2 separate regions of the Homo sapiens genome follow, and region 1 is linked to region 2. A link is a loop called in an ENCODE intact Hi-C map of the cell type or tissue named here. Cell type or tissue: ascending aorta. All regions are shown on one strand. Each heading gives the region's core, and the rest is flanking DNA. Links, peaks and the distances in the headings are about the cores only.

The links. Hi-C counts contacts between places; a loop is a spot of excess contacts. Peaks named below come from ENCODE experiments on the same cell type or tissue, not always from the same donor. Only the 100,000 strongest peaks of a DNase experiment are listed, where the experiment ranks them.
Region 1: it touches region 2 in a loop (4-fold over the local background); 1 of 110 quality-filtered maps calls a loop at or near these places.

What each region holds. Positions count from the first base shown.
Region 1 is chr2:2,267,072-2,277,681 of GRCh38, forward strand. The region is part of intron 2 of MYT1L (myelin transcription factor 1 like); the gene reads right to left. Among named protein-coding and RNA genes, the nearest start is that of MYT1L-AS1, 47 kb to the right of the region's middle. RefSeq lists an enhancer at 5,790-6,421. In ascending aorta, for the core only: no CTCF peak of the experiment used is centred there; a DNase peak (open chromatin) is centred at 4,570; H3K27ac peaks cover 1,596 bases.
Region 2 is chr2:1,849,388-1,859,997 of GRCh38, forward strand. MYT1L (myelin transcription factor 1 like) reads right to left here. Exons shown (of 25, transcript NM_001303052.2): 19 at 2,254-2,316. LOC107985838 (a long non-coding RNA gene) reads left to right here. Exons shown (of 4, transcript XR_007086191.1): 4 at 2,211-2,277. Among named protein-coding and RNA genes, the nearest start is that of PXDN, 110 kb to the left of the region's middle. In ascending aorta, for the core only: a CTCF peak has its summit at 5,596; a DNase peak (open chromatin) is centred at 5,510; H3K4me3 peaks cover 773 bases.

The sequences.
Region 1 (10,610 bases), core at 1,257-9,256, 420 kb after region 2:
AGGTGGGGAAACTGAGCCAGGAGGCGAATAGAAAGTGTGCAGATGCTGTAGGGGCAGGGCGTGCCTGGGAGCAGCTGACGTCTGGGCAAATGGTACCCTGAAACACAAAGTCTGAGAAGAGTGTTTGAGAAAAGGAGCAACAGCCCTGTGCTAGCTGCTGCTTCACAGATGGCACGTGGGGCAGACTTTGGCCTCGCAGTCTCCCTTACCCTCACAGGAAGCTCAAGCACAGGGGCCTCGCCCTCACTTCCATGGGGAAACTGAAACTCAGAGAGGTGGAGTGAATTCCGAAGATCCCCAAACAGGTAAAAAGCGGAGCAGAGTGTAAACCCACATGAAGGCGTCAAAGTGCACGCTTTAGTATGTTCTAGAAAGAAAATTGGAGGCTGTATAAGAAGCGGATGTGGCGATACACCATACTGGGGGAAATGAGGGGGATGAAACCTAATAAAGGAATGGACAGAAAAAAAATGCCCCAGATGGAAGCAACAGGATTTCCTAAATGGCTGGGTTTTAGGAGAAGGGGACAGGGAAGGCCGAGGTTGCCCTGCAGTTCACCGCTTGGTGGGCTGAAGTGGGAAGGTGCAACCAGCTAGCATGAACTCAGATGAAAGAAGAGACCCAGTGTGGTCAGGGTGTGCTGAGCTCAAGGAACGCAGGGGCATCGAAGGAGAAATATCCTGCAAGGAGGTGCCTGGATCCGTCAAGCTACAGTCAGGGATGTGAAATTCGGCTGTGAAGATGAGAGTTAAAATCATGGAATGGACACCATCCTTAAGGCAAGTATGTCAAATAAGAAAAAAAAAACCAAGGACAGAGGCTTCAGAACCACATCCTAAGCTCCCACACCACTCAAGTTCCTTTAAGGTCACGCATCCAATACCCGCTTTGCATGTCTAACTTCAACATTCATTGAAGATTTACTCTTCTAATCAGTATTAATAAAAGATGAGATTCGGGGGGATAGCAGATGGGAATTCCAAAATGCTAGAAACAGACTTATAAGATAAGATAGAGTTTAAAACAAGGTCATTTTCCAATTCCATGCAAGCCCACATCCATTTGATGCATGTACTTGTAGACTTTGGATAGAAGGATTTATTTCCTGAGTCGTAAATAATCAATAAGGTTTTCTGTCATTGTTAACTAGGCATGAGGGCTAATGAAAAGTATGGAAATAATAGAGTAATTTACCTCTATAATACAGAAATTTACTTTTCACACATTTTACTCTTAATAATCAGTGAGATGAGGGGCATCATTCTTTGTAAATTTGCACATCAACATGGGGGAACAGAGTGGAAAAGAGAGAAGACATGTAAAGTGCAAAACAGCTATGATTAAAATGCAAAATATTTTATTTTAAGGTCAGTTTTTCCACATTTAGACCACAAATAGCCTATGAAAATTATTCATAAATTTCTTATCCTAAAAATAGTAATACGTATAACAAAAGTTGCTGTTTAACATTAAACAATCAGAAAAAATGTTTGAAAACTTTTTTGGCCTGAGTAATAAACTCACAAATAGAAATCAATGGTAAGAAAGTTCAACTGGAAAACCACGCCAGGAAATCTGCAAGAGGAGCTCCATTTTTCATTAATTTCCAATATATAACAAGCTGCTCTCACTGGTGTGTGTTTTCGGCTTGAAGATAACCCGCGGCAGTTGTTAACCCTGAGCTGCCTTCCGTTTACAGAACCTTGACAACATCCCTGCCTCGAAATCAAGAATCACATGTTTAGGGAATTCAAACTCATTTAGTTATTAGCCTAAGTAAAATATTATTATGAAGATAAATCTGTAGGGAAGAGGGAAAAACCCAAACAAGCCATTCACAAGGCAAATAGAAATGCCACTTTGATTAACTCGTGTTTTAGTGCACACCTGAGCAGGTGTCTCTTTGCGGACATTATTATATGGTGCACCCAAGCATTCGGGGCGATGTGTAGATTTGTAGCTGTGTTTCTCTTCCATCAGCCCAGTCTCCTGTGTGTGGGGTGCACCCAGGCCTGGGCTGGGGCTCAGTGATCAGGGCCTCCCAAGGCCATCTATCGCTCAACACTTTCTAAATTATCTGGAGATAAAGGGTGAGGATTTTTAAAGATTCCCACACACTTATTTTAGACTAATTGTTTTATAAGATAACTTACAATACTTTTTGGAAATGGCCATGCCCTTGAATTTGTATTGAGATCAAATTGTTACAGAAGCTTCTGTATTCTCAGGCTGTGCGCTTCTCTGGACATGGTGGTTTACAAAGACCTTGTGGCCCTGCTCAACTGCAGCCCACATTCTGAGCAGCACCGCAATAGCATCTCTCAGTGTCTTTGCTCTCTTACAAAATGGGGGCACACTTGCCATCTCATGAAGGTTGTGAAGGTTACAGGAGGTAACGGATGTGAGTGCTTTATATGCAGGCAGCTTTTAGGTCATTGCTGCTAGCCTGGTTCCCTTGCTGACTCCCATCCTACTTCTGCCTTGCATTCTCTCCACATGCTCTTCCCTCCAAGCTGTCATAGAGATTCCCAAAAGATTCAGCTTTGGAAGCCAAGTGCCATCTGCCATTGGTGAGCCCAGTAATCTCCAGTAGCCCCTGGATTTGTGCTCCCCGGCAAGCCCTCACAGCTCAGCCTGGTATCAAGGCTCTCACGTCTTGCTTAACATCTTGACCCTTTTCTTCTCTATAGTGCCTTCTGCCTGAACGTCTTTCCTCCAATCAAGAAGGCAGAATCACAGTGGGTCCATTTGCATAAATTCAATCCTCTTTGATTCTCCCAGCCAGAATTATGTCTTGCTATTCCCAAATCATACAGTCCTTTATCTCTGCCTCCAAATCTATTCATGACTTCTGATCTAATATTAGAAAGCACATATACAACATAGCACATGGGCTGTGGACTAATGTTTGTGTCTCTCCACAATTCGTATCTTGAGCCTGATGTGATGGTGTCAGGAGGTGGGTGGGGCGTGTGGAGAGTCATTAGGTCAAGAGCGTGGCGTCTTCATGAAGGGACTGGTGTCCTTTTAAGAAGGAAGAGAGAGCCAGCTCTGCATCTTCACCTTGTGGGGATGTGGCCAGAAGAGACTGTCTGCAACCCAGGGAGGGAGCCCTCGCCACACACCAGATGTGCAGGCACCTTAGTCTGGACTTCGGAGCCTCCAGAACTATGAGAATTGATGCCTGTTGTTTAAGCCGTCTGGTAGTTGGTGCCTTGTGGCAGCAGCCTGGGCAGCCTCACACAATGTTTGTAGACAGCAATGGACTGAGAGCTGCCTGCATCTGCCTCATCACATTCCTTTAGTCATGAGCTTGCTGTCTTGTCCAGTCACATGAAATAATTTATCCCCTTTGCAAATCTATCTGTGAGTCTCTACCATGTGCCAGATAGAGGGATGGATGAAGAGGGACAGAAGGGAATGATCTGTCACTGAATCAGAGGTCTGTTCCACTTGAGATTTGCCCCCAAAAATGACACACGAGCAATGAAAAAATTACAGCCAATCCGAGCAATGAAAAAATTACAGCCAATCCAAGCAATGAAAAAATTACAGCCAATCTCCCTAATTGGTACTCAATGTATTCAGGGATTCTTTAAGTGTGGCCATAAAAGGACATTAAGGACAATACATAATCAAGCAAAAGTAGTTAATAAAGAAAGTACAGCACAGTCTCTGCCTGCCCTGGTGCTCCTGCCCCAGCTCAGTCAGGATGCCGTGCCCCCTCCCAGCCAGTTTGAGGCTGCAGAGATGTCACCGAGACTGAGCAAAGCAGTGCCGGGCATCCTGCTCATCATGACCTTCCTCTTTAAAAATCGGCTGACGCTGACTCTTGTTTCATTTCTTTTCCCTTCCTGGTCATGTTGTCGAGTTTATTATGTCAGAATGTACAAACTCCTTACCCGTGTCAAGGATGTGGTTGCGTGTTCTTCGCTTCCTCCTTCCGGGGAGCATGCCGCGGCCTTGCTGGCTCGAGAGGTCCCGTGTCTGTGTGTGTACACATGTGTTTACGGATTCTCACCATGAATCACGTCTGCAGTGAAGGGTTCTGACATCTAGCAAGGAACTGACAAGTAACCCTTTTGTTTTTCTCTGTCTCAACAGTCTGGCCAGGTCACAGGGGGACACAGTGCCAACAACATGGATTTTTAAATTAGAATTTGAGGAGCTCCCCGCAGGCATACTGGCTCAGTTGCCCACACAGTCCAAGAACACCCACCTGAGGAAGGCTTTATGGAGCTCTCTCATTTTGTTTATTCCAGTTAATGAAAGACAATTCTTACATTCCTAAAACAATGTTCACACACATCAGCCATGATGTGATATGATAAAGGATGGCTTAAAAAGCTCCCACCCCATTCGAATGGTGGGAATTTACACTGCAGGTCAGTTTGTCTTTAAATGCAGATCTGTCTGCACGTCTCCTAGAGGGAACAAACAGAGCCTGCCAGCCAGATGGCCTCTCTGAGCCAAGGCGCTGAGGTCATCTGGTGGTTCTGGGAGTCAGCTGGGGCTGCCATACAAAGTGCCATAGGTCAGTGTTTAAACAACAGAAATCATTTCCTCACAGTTCTAGAAGGAGGAAGTGCAACATCGAGGAGCCAGAAAGTTTGGTTTCTAGCGAGGGCCTGCATCCTGGCTGTCAAATGGCCACACTCGCCCTGTCCTCACTCTGGCATTGCTGAGTCTTCTCACAAAAATGCCAGCTCCCTGGACAAGGATGCCATGCCCATGACCTCATTCCACCCCAACGACATCCTTGGGTTTGAATTTTGGAGGGACACACAGTTCAGCCCATAATAGCGGTGTTTTTACTAGGTGGGTGGATCAATGGTAGATCTTCAAAGGGAGATATCAGAATTCAAATAAATTTAGAGGCTGGGAAAATTGTCTTCATGATTCATTCTGCCTGTCGCTGTTAGACACTCACAGGCTACACGGCTGCCTGAACTCTGCATCCTGGCGAGGCCTCGCCCCACCCAGCAATCCCACCAGCAGCAGTAATGCCCTCCTGCCCTGCCTGAAGCTAAAGACGACAGTCACCCTTATTGCCCAGCTCTCTTCCCTCCTGCCCTGCCTGAAGCCGAAGATGACAGGCACCCTTATTGCCCAGCTCTCTTCCCTCCTGCCCTGCCTGAAGTCAAAGACGACAGGCACCCTTATTGCCCAGCTCTCTTCCCAACACTGCTGGGTTCCAGCCCTGTCATCGTCCACTCCTGGCACCACCTGACCTCCCATGTTCTCTGGGCCTCTAGGACACTCATGGCAGGCTCTCCCTGGCCTCACCCTGCCCCCGCCCTCGCTGAGCCCTGGTGCTCTCAGAGGTGCTGCCTGCCCAAGGGGTGGGTGTCTTCCCTTTACTGCTACTTCTCCATCTCATTTCTTTGCTTAAAAAAAGTAATGGTCAGATCTCAAACTATAAGAAAAGAGTAGAAAACAAAACAAACTGGCCTCTCAGGGGAATACACTTTAGTGTGTGCATGTTAGTGAGTTCCGACAGGAACAAAATAAACAGCTTCTGCCTCGACTCCTTCAACAATATCATCTCCAGCATAGGTCTCTTCTCTGAACTCCTGAAGCCCATATTCAACTACGAATTTCTCCATTAGATGAAAAGCAGGCGTCTTGGCTTAACCTGTCTAAACTGATCTCTGGATGTCCCTCCCAAGGGCTTCCCTGCCAGTCTTTCTAGTTGAGCAAATGGCACTTTCATTCCATTGGCTGCTCGGAGGAACTCTTGGAAGTCACCCTTGATGCTTCTTTCTCACACCCCATGACAACTGGGTCAGGAAATCCTGCTGGCCCTGCACCTCCAGGGCGTCCAGGTGTCTCCCATCTCCACCCCTGGTGCCCCAGCTTCTTGCCTGTGCCCCTGCAGCCCCTGGCTCCCTTCTCTCCACTCCAGCTCCTTCTCCACCTGCAGTGGAGGGATCCTGGGACAGTGTCAGTCCCAGGAGCTCTCAGGGGCCTGTGCCTTCCGGGCCCCTTGCTGTCTCTCACGGAATCCAAAGCCTGGCTTTGTGTCCACATGCCCCCAGCGGGCTGTATCCTGCCCCCTGCCACAATTCTGGACTCTTCCCTGGTGACGCTCCTCCTCATTCCTCTGCTGGGGCACCAATGGCCTATTTACTATCGCAGGACCTTTCGGCCCTGGTCCTGCCTTCAGCCATTGAGAAAAACACTAAATAGTGAGGGAGAAGAAAAACAAAATGAGTAAGAACAAGGATTTTCCTTAAGGATTAAAACACATCTAGAAATGACCCCTGATAAATGAGATGTTTGGAAACAACAGAGACCAATACAGAAAGTGGGTGGCCATGGAGAAGTCTCAAATTCCATCATGTTCCTGTAGGACTGGGGCTATGGTTTGGTAGCTTTTTAAATGTATCATGCCAGGAAGATTTAAATGTTCTACCTCCCCAGATAGTAATCCTCCTAAGGACCAGTCTTTGGCCTGGTCGCCCAGCCAAAGCCAGTGTCTGGAGGGAATGGGAAGCCACTCAGAGCATAGGGCAGTCAGGGCCTGTAGGCAGTGCCTGGACCTGCAGTGAGTGTCAGAGGCACCTGCCCCAGGGTAGGGGGGCTGTGACCAGGGCCACACATCTCAGAGTGGCTGCAGCAGCGGGAGGTACCCAGCTGTGAGGACTGCTGTGCTGCATGTCTGAGAGGTTACTAAGGAGGGAATTTGGGTTATAAGAAGGAAAAACACCAGAAAAGTCAATTGCTGTTTACATGTCCAAAGGTGAGGCAGTAATATAAAAGTGTTGCTTTTATCCGCCCACAAAAAAAATTATTGTGGGTGAAATTATAATTCACATTCTTCTTGGTATTTTTAAATATTTTGTCTCCATTATTAAAACACAAAAAATTGCTGTAAAGACCTTACAGAACACTAATGAAATACTTTTCAAATGAATATAGAGAACTGATACTCAATTATCCATATGACACATTTTTACAAAAAGAAACAAAAAGGAGAAAGGTAGGCACAAAGAAGGAAGGAAAGGCATCATAGAGAAATTATAATTAACAATAATTACTATATGTTTCAAAATAGCTAGAAAAGAAGAATTGTAATGTTCCCAACACAGAAATGATAAATATTTGAGGTGATGGTTATCCAATATCCTGATATGATCATTGCACATTGTGTACATGTATGAAAATATTATATATAACTCCAAAATATTTATGACTATTACACATCAATGGAAACTTTTAAAAAGAAAGGAAAGAAGGAAGGAAAAAAGGAAGGAAGGAAGGGAGGGAGGGAGGGTAGGAGAGAAGGGAAGGAGGGAGGGAGGGAGAGAGGACAGTGGGCAGGTGGGTTAATGCATTCAAAGCACTCAAATGTCATTGGAATTTACTTACAACATAAACTGAACTTTTTTCCTAAAACATTTAGGAGAATAAAGGGACATTCTTAATCACTCATAATATGTGAAGACTCTTAGCCTCTATTGCTAGTATTGGAAGATTTTGTTTCAGGAGATTTGGGCTTGTTTTTATCTAAAGCAATTTCTTGGACTAAGGGGAGTAGCCTGAGAAAGAAGGTATAGTGTACTTAAAACATATTTCTAAAATAAACAGTATTAGCTCCAGCTATACAGTTGCAATGAACTATGTTTCTAATAACATCACTTTGCACAGGAATCTTAATTGTAGACCTTGTAAAATGTCTCCTTATGCTCATAGTCTCAGAACACGTTTAAAGCATGCCACGGTAAGATGGAGGAGAAGTGGTGATGAAGGCCTCCCAGAGCATGGGCAGAGGCTGACTCAAGCCAGCCTATAACCTGGTCCAGGGCTCATTCCATAAGACCCCGAGAGCCTCCACTCGGAGAGCTGTGAGGCTCAGCAAACACGTATTGATCCCTATGTAGTGCTATGAGGGGGCTGGAACAAGGAAAGCAGATGGCCACACACTGAGACCAGGGCAGTGTTGCACCCAGAGCATGAGCAAGTGCGGTAGAGTCAGCGGGAGCCAGTGTGCTGGTTTGGGGTGGGGACCACAGCTGGAGAGTGCTGGTGGTTGGATGTCACCTTGGGCAGACACTGAGCCAGGTCTTGGAGGATAAATGGGTAGACATGTTTGTTTGGAAAGAAATTTCAAGAAAATATAATAATAAAATGTGTGTGTGTGTGTGTGTGTGTGTGTGTGTGTGTGTGTGTGTGCATGCCTGTTATAGCAGTCATGTGAAAACAAACTGCATGTGAGACTATCACATTGCTGGGGCCATTCTGGGCAGGACCTTCATCTAAAAGTATTGGTCGAACCTAAAATGATGAAGCTAATACCTTAAAATCTGTTCAGTGTTCTGTGGTTTCAGCACTAGGAGCTACTTCTGGTCATGGGATGTCAGAAATCAGCCTACCTATATATGACATGCTGAGCCCCAGTGCCCCCAGTTGGGCGATTTGGATGCTGTTGAATGAGAAGAACAAAACCAGGAGAGGGAAAGTGGTTTCCTAGAGGTCGTATCGCACCTAGTGTGAGCTCAGGCCAGTGTGCTGCATCCTGCCCTAAGTTGCCTCTTTAAAACACCAGCTCCTGCTCTGAGAGGTCTTCTCTACCTCGTCCATGGAATGTGAGCATCACTTACCTTTCATTTCAATATGTACCGTGAAAACTTTCCACATATACACTGAGCATGCTTCCTGTTGCTGCCAAGATACACTTCAATGAACTTTGCATGGGTTGATGTCTTCCCAGCCTCATGTCAGCCCATCTTTCCACCTTAACCTTCCACACATAACCAACCTATTCTTTCACACCTCCACGCCTTGTTCTTGTCCTCAAGAGAAAGTCCCAGCCAACCTCCTCTGCCTGGGAAAGGCCTATGTATTCTTCAGTGTCATTCCCAAATGAGATCGACCTCCACCTTGCCCCAGCGGGTTTCTCCTCTCTGCCTGACAAACTACCCTGCCTTGTGTTTGTTGCTTTATGGAGTTGTGTTTTTTTATTCATCTGTTGTGTTTCTTGGTGGAATGTGAGCATTCAGAGCTCTGTGCCTGGACCACCTGATACAGTGGTGTATGGGTAATAGGTCCTCAGGGACCCTGTGAAGTCAAACAATGTTACAGGCTTCCTTTCAAAGGAGTGAACCTTTTTGCTAGGTAAGGTCCGTACACTGCAGAGACTATGCTCTGAAAGCTGGGTGTACACCCTTGCGTGCCTGTGTGGTGCCTTGACACATTTCTCAGGGCCTGCCCCCTACACAGCCCTGAGCAGACCAGTCCTCGCTCAACCAGGACCATGACAGCTTGTTACGGGATATTGAAGTTTCTCGATTCTGCCTATCAGAATTATTTAACTCATTGGGATGTGGATCAGACAGTTCTTTAAAATGTTACAAATATGTCAGTTAATTAATAAAGTCCTTTTACAACCACACAAAGAAATGGTTTCAGGAATCCAAGGCTGGGGAACGGGGAGGGCTATAGGGAACCAGGAAGACTCCAGTTATTTGTTTGGGTTTGTTAGTTTCCACTTCACCTTGGTCCTCCTGACATCTTCCTACTCTGCAAGCGCTAAGGCTGGTTGTCACATGCAACGATGGTGTTAGCAACCAAGCCACCGAAAAGCAGCTTGGGAAGGCTGAATTCACATTACCATGCCTTCATTTTAGACTGAGGGACCCTTGAATCTCACCCTCTCTGCAGGTGCATACAAGACTGTCCTCTCCATTTCCCATTTGCCTGCTTTCTACTCCTCCTCATGATTCTCTCTTGCCTCCATATCAGATGCTGGAGCCTGTTACTCCACACCCCCCTGGAAGCCCTCATGGGCCTGTGCATCCAAAGGAACACTCCTGTCCCCAGAGCCCATGGTGCTTGACCACGGCACCACACATGTGCGATTTCTGTTTGCCTTTACTTCACCTGCTAACTTCCGATTGATTCTTTTTTTTTCTCTTTTTCTTTTTTTGAGACAGAGTCTCACTCTGTTGGCCAGGCTGGAGTGCAGTGGCGCAATCTTAGCTCACTGCAACCTCCACCTCCCTGGTTCACACCATTCTCCTGCCTCAGTCACTCAAGTAGCTGGGACCACAGGCACCCGCCACCACCCCCGGCTAATTTTTTTTGTATTTTTTTTAGTAGAGATGGGGTTTATGTTCTCTATCTCCTGACCTCGTGATCCATCTGCCTCGGCCTCCCAAAGTGCTGGGATTACAGGCGTGAGCCACCTTGCCTGGCCCCGATTGATTCTTAATTTTCCAAAATGCTCCATCTTTACTCATCTTTTCACCCTTCATACCCGATGGTGATTTGCACAAAGCATTTGCTCAAGGGTGACCTTGTGGAAAACCACTTCTGTTACCTCCCATCAAGTAATGGATGACAGGGTCCCACGGGTGGACAGATTGTCCCATACGGGAGGAAAGGGAACAGACTGCACACAGGTGCATCATGGCCAGAACAGAGGGAACAGTCAAAACCCACAGTTACATACATGCTCATGTTGCCACAGCCTTCACTGTGTTTATCAGTGAAAATGGATTCTTTAGAAAATAAAGTTGTCCAGAGTCCTGGGACTGGTTCTTTTCCTGTAATAGGGATGAGTTAGAATTGAAATAGTGTGGAAAAGAAATAATTACAGGATTAAGCAG
Region 2 (10,610 bases), core at 1,002-9,001:
ATCTTGTTGGACGGCGCGACTCACTCGTGTTCTACCAAATGTGGTGGCTGTTTCTGTGCTGCCTGGTGAAGCCACATCAATGTCATAAGCCCTCTGCTGCCCTGGGTCTGTGGCAGTGGTCCCCCCAGGGGACACTCAGCAGTGACTGCAGGCATCTTTGGTTGTCACGAAGGGGTGGATGCTCCTGGCATCTGGTGGGTGAGGCCCAGGGGTGCCGCACAGGTCCCACGGTGCGGAGGACGGCCCCCACGGCAAACAGCCATCTGCCCCCACTTGCCAGCACTGCAGAGGCTGAGGAATCTGGGTGAAGAGCTTGCAACGTTGGCACGGAGTCTGGAGAATCCTCCCACAAGTTGCATGCTTCATTTTTCTTTGGTGGCATTCACAATGTGTGCTTTTCATAGACACGTGCTGTTTAAACATAGCTCTCAAATGGCTGGGATGTGAGCACAGGAGCGAGTTACCTTCAGTGAGATTTTAATGACAAAACAATCATCCTGTGAGTTCTGTTTCTAATCCAAAACGCCAGCCAGTCAGGTGAGGGTCCCCCACTCTGACTGTTGGGATCTGGTCACTCAGGGACAGATAGCAGGTTTCACTCAGCTACTCTGTACAGACAACCGTGCTCTAGGGGGCGGGGTGGTGAGGGGGGGGCCATTATCCACTGCTGACAGTGTCTTTAACTCTCCTAGCTTCCTTTATCTCCCTCTCTCCTTCCCTTCCCTCGCTCCCTTCCCTCCTGCCCCTCCCTCCTTCCCTTTCCTTCCCCTTCCCTTCCCTTCCCCTCCCCCTCCCCCTTCCTTCCTTCCTTCCTTCCTTCCTTCCTTCCTTCCTTCCTTCCTTCCTTCCTTCCTTCCTTCCTTCCCTGTCTTTTCTCTCTTTCTTTTTTATTGCAAGCAGTATGTTAAAAGCAGGAGGCCTCATCTGCGTCTGGACTGCGTACTTTATAAGCTAAAATTTAGAGAGCTGAAAGGGAGCAGCTACCTTACAACTTCGTTTATTTGATAGATGCAGCACTGTTTCCCATACAGGGAGACTTCACTTTAAATCGGTCTTATTTCAGAAACATTCTTGTCTTTACCTCAGCATTGGCTGTTGGTACATCTAAACATGACTTCACCATTCACAGCATGTAGTGGATTCGCCTTTGTGTGGACGATATGTTCACAAAGGTTTTCTTCTTGACCAAAACTTTAGTTGAGCTCCTCTGGGTCCTTTACTAGAATGCACCCGACCTTGGCTTCCCTCTCTGTGCTTGTAGGATCCAGTTTGAGCAAGAATCCTGCTAACTCAGTTTAAGAACAATTCCCCACCATCAGTGTCGGAGCATTTGGATATCCTACCACCCTGGCCGGCCATCAGCAATGACAGCAATGATCCCATCAAGTCCGTCTGGCCAGAAATCCCTTCTCCTTGGTGCTTCCCGTGGGGAATTTTCCATCCACTGACCCCAATCTGCTCCTTGGTTGTAAATCCCCACTTGTCCTCATTAGGGTTTGAGCTGAGTCCAGTCTCCCCGACTACAGGAGCTCATTGCATGGCGCCTGGACCTCTTGCCCTGCCCACCCCGCTTGAATAGTCTGGTGTACCATCTTTAACAAGTGGTAAATTTTTTCTCGAATAGTACCACAATTTCTTTCCATTCTCGGCTAAATAGTGCCTGTCCTAAATTCCATGTTAATCCAGTAGTTACTGAATGTCAAGTGGTATAGAATTTTTGTTATCTCACATGATGAAATCTCTATATTATATTTTAGACAGTACCTTCTTTTTGGGAGAGACAGTGCCTAGACTTTGTAACATTAAGTGCTTCTTAATGTTACATTCTGCTTAGAATAACTGTACAGCTTTGTGGTCCAATCTTAATATTTAAGAGACCAACTCTCAGTGGCATTAGAATGTGTGTCTCTTGATGGCTTTTCTCAGGGATCTTATAGTAGATACTGTTCTTTTGCCTTTACTCTTCCAATTTAGAAAGAAGTGCAGCTGGATAGGTGGAATGTTTCTCAGTGGGGCCACTTGCACTGCATGTGAGATGTCCTGAGAGGAGCCAGTGGCCCTGGAAAAGGAAGGTTTGCTTTCTAAGAGAAGCTCCAATGAGGACGTCACTGCTTTATGGCGCTAAGAGTCTCTAGATCCTTAATTTTGCCCATGGTGTCAAACTTCGCAAGGCTTGGAGCCTGACGTGAGTGATATTCCTGCCATTTCAGTGAGAAAGAGCATTTTGGAGAGAAGAGTAGCATCTCTACATACCTCCGATGAGAAGCATAATTGCCGGTGATATGTCCAGAACCATCACAGCCAGGCGTGGGGCACCTACAATAAAAAATGCAAATTGTGTTAAAATGGAAAGAAATAAAGTTCCCTGAACAATTAACTTTTTTTTAATCCAAAAAGCAAACTAACTCTATTGCTTCACTTCCTACTTGAAAGAGGCTGAGTGGAGCCGGAAGCTCCCTCATGGAGCTGGAAGTCACCATGACCACACACACACCTTCCAGAGCACCGGGAGCTTCGTGGCTGCTCCGCTCCCCACAGTCTCTGGAGCAGATGCCGCACTTTTGGTCCCTAGGCTGCTCATTCTAGAACCTGTATTCCCTCCTAACAGCCCGCCTTTCCTCCCCTCATTCTTAAAGCTCAGCAGAGCCAGCAACCACAGGGCTTGTTACTGCACCAGCCCACGTGGGAAGCAAGGCTCACACATGAACAGACATGCCCTGGGGTCTGAGAGAATGGTTTTAGTCTGAACTCAGACCCCAGCACTGCAAAGGCACCCCTTCCACAGACTGGCCAGGGCTGCGGCCAGCCTGGGTGGTCCCAGGGAGCAGTGAGGGTATCGACCCGCATCTGGACCATGGGAATGCAGGCCGACTGTCTTTCCGATGACCACTGTGCACTCAGGCAGGTTTGATAGACCTTAAAATAGTTGTTACTCTTGAGCGACATGAAGAACATAAATCAGTTCAGATCCACCAGGTCAGTCAGTGGAGAGGCTCTGAACAGTTCATGGGGACATACACTCATCTGCTGAAGCCTACCGAGGCAACCCCATCCCGTTTCTTAATTAAGGTCTTGCTATTTCTCTAATCAGAGACTTTTTTTAAGAAAAAGAGCTTTATAATTATATTGCCCTCCATATAACTTCTTAACTATGCTGTCTCAAGAATAATGAGATCAACTTCTTAACTATGCTGTCTCAAGAATAATGAGATCACACCGCAAACACATTTTCACTTTGAGCTATTTCAGTTGCATTTGCGCCCACCATGAATGTAAAAATTAAGAAAAAATTCCCTTTATTTCCATTACATTTGTAATTCTCCAAAAATGACAAGGAGAAAGCAACTTAGTGAGCAATATTACACCTAGTAGGAAGCATCAAAGCATACTCCATGCCCCTTCCCACCTCAGTGAGTACCCGAATTCTTGTCAAGATCAAGAATCACAATTTAAAAATATTTTAATACATGTCTACTGCTCCTAGAGATTTCAATTTGCTTTCCACTCAGAAAGTCACTATGGATAGGGTACTGGGGGCTGAGACCAGGACGGCAAAGTGCTTGCTTACAGGTGGGCTTTCTCAAGATCAGAGGAGAATGGCAGGGATTAGAGTGGGAACACATGACATTGGCCGAATTTTAAGTGTATGAATGTCACATTTTGATACTTGGATGTGTAAATGGTTTTCAGTACTCTCCTTTAGTCCTAAGAAAGGGAACAGAACTCTAGATCTCAGGGTATAGAAGTGGATGTTTTCCACATCATATTAGAGGAAAAGTCTAATTTATGACCTGCTCCCGGGGAGAATGAGAGGGTCACTGAGTGAAGAAGCAGTAAAGGGTTCTTCTGTGTGCTCCCATCACTGCTCTTCAGCCTAAGGGGAACTGGGGATTTTAAAAGAGGAGTTTGGGGCAGAACAGTGATGAGGTATTTCAAACAGCGTCTGCATATCATGAGCAACAACTCCAAATCCAATTGTTAGACCTGATTTTTGTTCAAGTAACAGCTGTTCACATATACTTAAAGTTTGATCGTAAGACTATTCAGTCAGTTGCTAAGTAATTATTGTCTAAAAAATAAATGACTGAACTTAACTAGCTGGTTTTTCAAATGACACCTTATGTGGGTAAACTCCAAACCCATATGCTTACATAGGAAGACATTTGAAAGCAACAAAAATCATTCTATCCAAGAGAAGCTAATCGTGGTGCATGTATCTGTATTAAAAATGTATCAAGAAACAAATTTTTCCTACCAGCCACCAATACATACTTGGTATTACTTTTTGCTTAAGAAAAGAAAAAGATTCTTAAACTTTCTAATTCAAGTACATAGTGCATGTTTATTTAAAATTTATTCATTTTAATATGGCTAAACATTTTTGAGATGTTCTTTTTTGTTGGGGCAGAAGGAAGTTGACTCTTCTGCTCAAATTTAAAGTGAGATATTATAGCCAAATAATTCAGTGAAAATCATATTTTTACTACCTATAAAAGTTTTTGTGGTAGTTTTTATGTGTTTAAATGTCATTTATGAAAGTATAATCCATTGTTTGATAAGAAAATAGGTGTTTTAACCAGCACCTGTGGCAACTTAATGTCCTGTCAAATACTTTTATTGCTTGGTTTATGTGTCCTTCTTGTTATAGGAGAATATGCCTTTTTAAAAAGCTTATTAATAGCACTTTCCCAATTTATATCTTAAAAATCCAAAGAACACTGGATTAATAAAATTTGGGAGGGTAGAATAAAATAATTGATGACTCTTGCTGCATTTCTCGGGTGGGATGGGGCTGTTGGAGAACCTGAACTACTTTGAAAACATTAGGTCTCAGTATAAATACAACTCACAACTGCTAACTTGGAGGGTGGCGGGGGAACACTGTGAGTTTTGTTTTGTTTATTGATTAGTCTTTAAAGTAGGGCTTTTTTTGAGATTACTGGGCCATCATTAAATGTGATTATGTAAAGAGATTAATGATACATATGGAGGGCTCTACCCAAGTCCGCTAAATAAGCACTACTCAGGTGCAGACTGCAAGCTCAAATGTATCTGTGTTATGAGATTAACGGAAAATAGCAAGTGTGCTGCTGAAGTCTACACCAATGGGGTTAGATGAGTGCTATGCCCTTAATTTTAAAATCAAATTAGGTTTCAGTAAAAAAAGTTTTTAAAATGTCCTTTTTCATCATGAAAACAAACAAAACTATATTGATTTAGCTCATTTTTAGAGCTTTCACTGTACTGAGGAAGAAAAAAATCATTGGAAGGAGGCTTTTCTCTCTTAAAAGGATTGTTCTCATTTCCAGGATTTCGAGTTGGGCGGGTGGGGCGTTCATCCCAGGCGTGCCACTTGCTAGCCGCGTGAATGAATGTGGGGAAGCTGTTTGGCCCGAGAAGGCTCACAGTCCTCCTGGGCCTGACGTCGTCTCCTTCTCTTGAGACGCCTCTCCACCCGCCTGCATAGGTTCCTGTGAACGCCACAGTTCAGGCTGCCCTCAACGTCCTCACTAGCGCCCAGAGCAGAGACATGCTGGAAACACTGGCTGTGTCTCCCTGAGATAACCAGCCCCCGGTTTTCGGGGGTGGTAATTCAGCTTTTCCGTCTTTAGGTGGTGCTTCTAGACCACATAAGGCAGCCCAGAATGGCTTTTCAAGGGTTCCTCCTTCCAACCGCTCTTGGTATCCATTTTTATGTTACTGTTCAAGAATTTAAGGCTCTTTAAAAACTCATAGATTTACATACAAATTTCCTAGCTTTAAGAAATCTCAACATTAAAAAAATACAATGTTCTGAAGTCGATGGATGGGGAAGTGACTGTTCATCTAACAAAAGGGATCTTCGCCTCTCAAACGGAGTCAGCTCCAGGATCCTCGACCACGGGCGTGGCGTGAAATCGATTTACAAACACGCGATTTGTATCTGCCCATCTAGGAGCATTGCCTTTTCCACGAAGGAAGCCCAGGTGGGACAATCAGCATCCCCCGTGGATAGAATCAGATGGCAGCCTGTGCTGCACAGCTTGGGTTTGGAAATGGCAGAAGAGATTGACTGGGTTTCCATGGAAACGGCCTCTCAGCTCCCTTTCAGGGAGGCTGCGGCTCTCAGCGCTGCAGCACTCAGGCTGCTGGGGAGCAGAGTGGGGTTGGAAAGAGCACCACTCACCTAGCGCCCCGCCTGCTTTCCTGACAGTTACCACGAACAATAACAGCAAGGCTATTTTAAGTTCCTGTAGATGGTTAAGGTGTAAACTTGCATTAAATAAAACGCTTGGTTATATATACATATGTATATATTTTCTTTTCTATTCCAAAGATACTATTGCTAAAAACAACTGGAGAAAGAAGATGATGAACAAATAATCTTGAAACCCACACGAGCTGCCCCACGGATATTTTCAAGACAAAAATAGTCCTGATCTTGCTTCATCTCTGGTCATGGGTTTGCCTGAGATTAAGAATTTAAGAGAAATAAAAAATAAAAAAAAAGGAAGAAGAATTGAAGAAAAAATAACTTTTGGTTGTACATATTAAGAGAAAATAACTTTTGGTTGTACATATTACTATCTGGTTGAAAAAATGTGTCTTGTATAGACATTTACGAGTGGTGATGGAAAAATCATAATAAAATATTTTAAGCAGTATTTACATTACAGCCAACGTGCAGAATTCAGGCGAATTCTAAAAAAACAAAACAAAACAAAACAAAACCACCCAAGCAACAACAAGAAAACAAAAAGTAAAAGACAGGGACGCTCAGAAGCATTTGGAACTCTGACTTTAAGGCAAGAGCCCTTGTCAGGTAGAAACATCTGTTCCTGTTGCTTTTGCAGATCTGAGGCATCTGAGGAACCCTTGGACTTGACCCCTTGTCCCCTTTGTGCTCCTGGCCTTGTCTTTACTATTCACCACCAAAGAAACAATCTCTGTGAGCCTGTGTAAGAAGCGGCATTGACCACACGTCCATGGAGGTCATAAGATGTGTCGGCTAACATAAAAGAAGAGCTCGAAATCTAGGCATTAGAATACATCATCATAAAAAAATCATATTGTTTTCCATTGGTGCACATCACGCAGCTGGGACGCTCACCAACTGGCTTTTCAGATGCCCTCTGATGTGTCCTTCCCAGGACATAAACCCATTGCTGTGCGGATTCCCTCCCATTTACAAAACCATAACCTGAAGCAGGGTGGTGTACATGAAACAGCTGTGTCTACCGACTGAGGCTGTATTGTAGCCAGTTATTCATACGAATGTCTTGAAAGTGCTCCCTCTAGGGTCTATCATCCCATCCTCTCTCTTTCAAAAGGAAATAGTATGGAAATTAAATAAATGCTTGCAGTTCTACTAAGCAAGGCATTGAAAGCACGACATGCTCTTCAGGATAGGGCTGCCTCTAGTTAAATGGATGCTCACAGTACAGCACATTTTACTGCCTAAACCCACTTTACATCAATGCTGTTAGAAAACAAGGCAGAGACTCCTGGAGACAGAGGCCAGGAAAGAGCCCACAGCACAGACATTCATTGTCCAGGGGTCAGGACAAGCTGCCACATGCTTTTGTTAGACACACGTGTTGAACACCCAGAGTCAGTGAGGACAACCTCCCACCATCACCTGCAGAGCAAGTGCACGCGGAGGCTCAGAGGCCACAGGCCTGGGAGGCAGGGCCTGGGAGTCCTCCCAGCCTGACTCAGTGTTTCACAGGAGCATGAACACGAGGCAAGACCCAGCCAGTCATCAGGGCCTGGGAGTCCTCCCAGCGTGACTCAGCATCTTACAGGAGCATGACTGCGGGCCAAGACCCAGTGGGTCCACCATCATCTATCTCCAAATCAGTCTAAAGGGAGAACTACCTGGAAGAGACGCACAATCTCTCATCTTGATTGAGTTAACTACTTATTTATTTTTTTTAAAAGTCTTCTAAATGAAGGCTAAAAGGACTCCCAGAATGTTTCAGCTCTGTCTGGATTAATGATCTCTGAGGCTGCCCTCATCTAATTGAGTCATTCCTCAAAGGCTCCCCGGATTTTGAGCTCAGCAGCTAAAATGTACAGAACAACATTGAATATTTGGAGTAATAATGCAAATGTCAGATGGAGAGACTTTGAGTTCTTCTAAGAATTTCTCAGAAAGCCCCTTTCATGTGTCTTTTTTCATTCCTTTGTTTCATGGTAGCTCTATCATGGAGACTTAAGTAGTAAAACACAAAATATGAAAAAATAGATTTTTTTCTTTATCCCCCGAATTAAAACAAAATAACAAAAATGTATAATCAGGCCTTACCTATAGGAGAAAAACATATTTGTAAATCAGAATGATTCTGGCCACGTGAATAAGCCTTTGCCCCACTTACATGGAAATTTCAATTTTAAAACTTGTTTTTCACCTAAACAGATCTGGTTCTAAAAATATGTATTGCTCCGAAGCACCAGAGACATGGTAAAAAAAATTTTTTAAAATACATATTACTATTTTTTTTTTTTTAATTTGAGACAGAGTCTCACTCTGTTGCCCAGGCTGGAGTACAGTGGTGCAATCTCGGCTCACTGCAACCTCCTCCTCCCAGGTTCAAGTGATTCTCCTGTCTCAGCCTTCCCAGCAGCTGGGATTACGGGCATGCACCACCATACCCAGCTAATCTTTTGTATTTTTGTAGAGACAGGGGTTTCGCCATGTGGGCCAGGCTGGTCTCAAACTCCTGACCTCAAGTAATCTGCCCGCCTTGGCCTCCCAAAGTGCTGGGATTATGGGCGTAAGCCACCACACACAGCCTAAATATATTTTTTAATTTTGATTCTTGTTGTCATATAAATGGGAAACAATAAAGAAATGTAGAGAAAGGCAAAATAAAGACATTTCAAATAGGAGAAAAAGGCTCGATACCCATTTTTAGTCTGCACTGCTGCAACTTTCTTTCCAAACAGAAAGAGACCAGGCTACTTAGGAGTAAGCAGTTCAGAGCTGATCCTCTGCATCCGACTGCTCCACATCCTCAGATTCAACCAATGAAAGATCAAAAATATTCAGAGAAAAATGATAAAAAACAATAAAAATAATACAAATTTTAAAAATACGCTATAACAACTCCATCAATAGCCTTTACTTTGTATTAAGAATTGTATGTAATCCAGAGAAAGTTAAAATGCATGAGAGGATGTGTGCAGCTGGTAGCAGGGACAGGAGCCCCCTTGGATTTGGTATCCTCAGGGGTCCTGGAACCAACCCCCCAGGGATGCTGGGAAACAACTATCCTGTATCACTTCTGGCCAATTTCTTAAAGAGATTTCCTAAAATTCACGGAAAGGCAATTCTTGTAAATCACTCTGCAGTTTGTAAGACATTCAGTGATTTTGTCTTCTTTTGGAATTCCATGTGAAGTATGCGTATTTTGCACTTTCTCCCACGCTAATACAGCAGTGCAAGATCCCGCATGGGGCGTTGATATTTTCCAAGCCACCTTTTGCTACCTTCTCCCGGGTGGAGTCTCTGCTGCCTCCCCCATAGGCACCTCAGCCTCCCTGCCCGGTGCCCTCTCCGAATTCCCTTTCCCAAAGCCTCTCATTAGGAAAGGGTGCGGCGGCATGCCTGCTACTTGGAAGTACCAGATACTGCAAGAGTGCTGCACACACACCCTGACAGCCTGGGGGAGGGTGCTCTTGTCACTAAGCTTCAGCCACTCTGGGTCTCCCGGGAGGCTTTGTCCCTGAGATTCTTAGAGGGTCTCCCATTCGGCTTGGTTTCCTGAAAGTCAGGTGAGGGTTTTTTACAAAATGATGTCTAGGATATTCCAGTATTAGGAAAACCTACACATTTCAAAGTGTGAAGTAGACTTGCCTATATTTGTGGCATTTAGGTGGAATGCTTGCTTTCTGATATATGTAACCTGTAAACAAAAAACACCTTTCTTTCTTTTGGTTCCCAGCACTTTTCTTTTTAAATTACACTAGAAAATAACAAAAAATACATGGGAAATAATTTTAAAAGTACCCTTATCATAATTTTTTAAAAATTTCTTTTTCATGACGCAGATGAGATTTTGGAATGGGCTAGGCCCCAGGTTGCTCAGAACGTGCAAGGGTCATCATGCAAATGAAACACCAAAGTTCTGGTTGTAGGGCCTTGTGGCTGAGAGTGTGCAAGAACTGTGAAGTTATGGCTGGCAAAATAGCAACTGGGCGAGTGAAGAAGCATTATTAGTTGTATGATGCCCAATAACTGTAGTAACCAGAACACACCTAAGTTTATCTGGATGACATGCAGATGGTATCACCCGCTGACAGCAGGAATATTGGCCAGGGGATTTACACCGTGGCTTGCGGCTCCAGTGCCTATATTAGCACTGGGTCAGCCTCTCACCTGCACCACGTCCCATCCAGCCGCCCTGCCCCCTGGCCCTGGTGCCCTGATACCCTGGAGGACGCACGCATGCTGCCCCAGCGTTGGGGACAGCGCGCCGGATGAGAGGGGCTCTGGGAAAGGGGACCCGGGCCGCGCTGGTGACAGGTCTGTCTCCACTCCTGGGCTTGTTTTCTGGGGATTCTCTCGCTGCGGTTTGGCTGTTTGGGGAGCACCCAGGGGCTGCCACGGCAGCGTCACTGTCCATGCT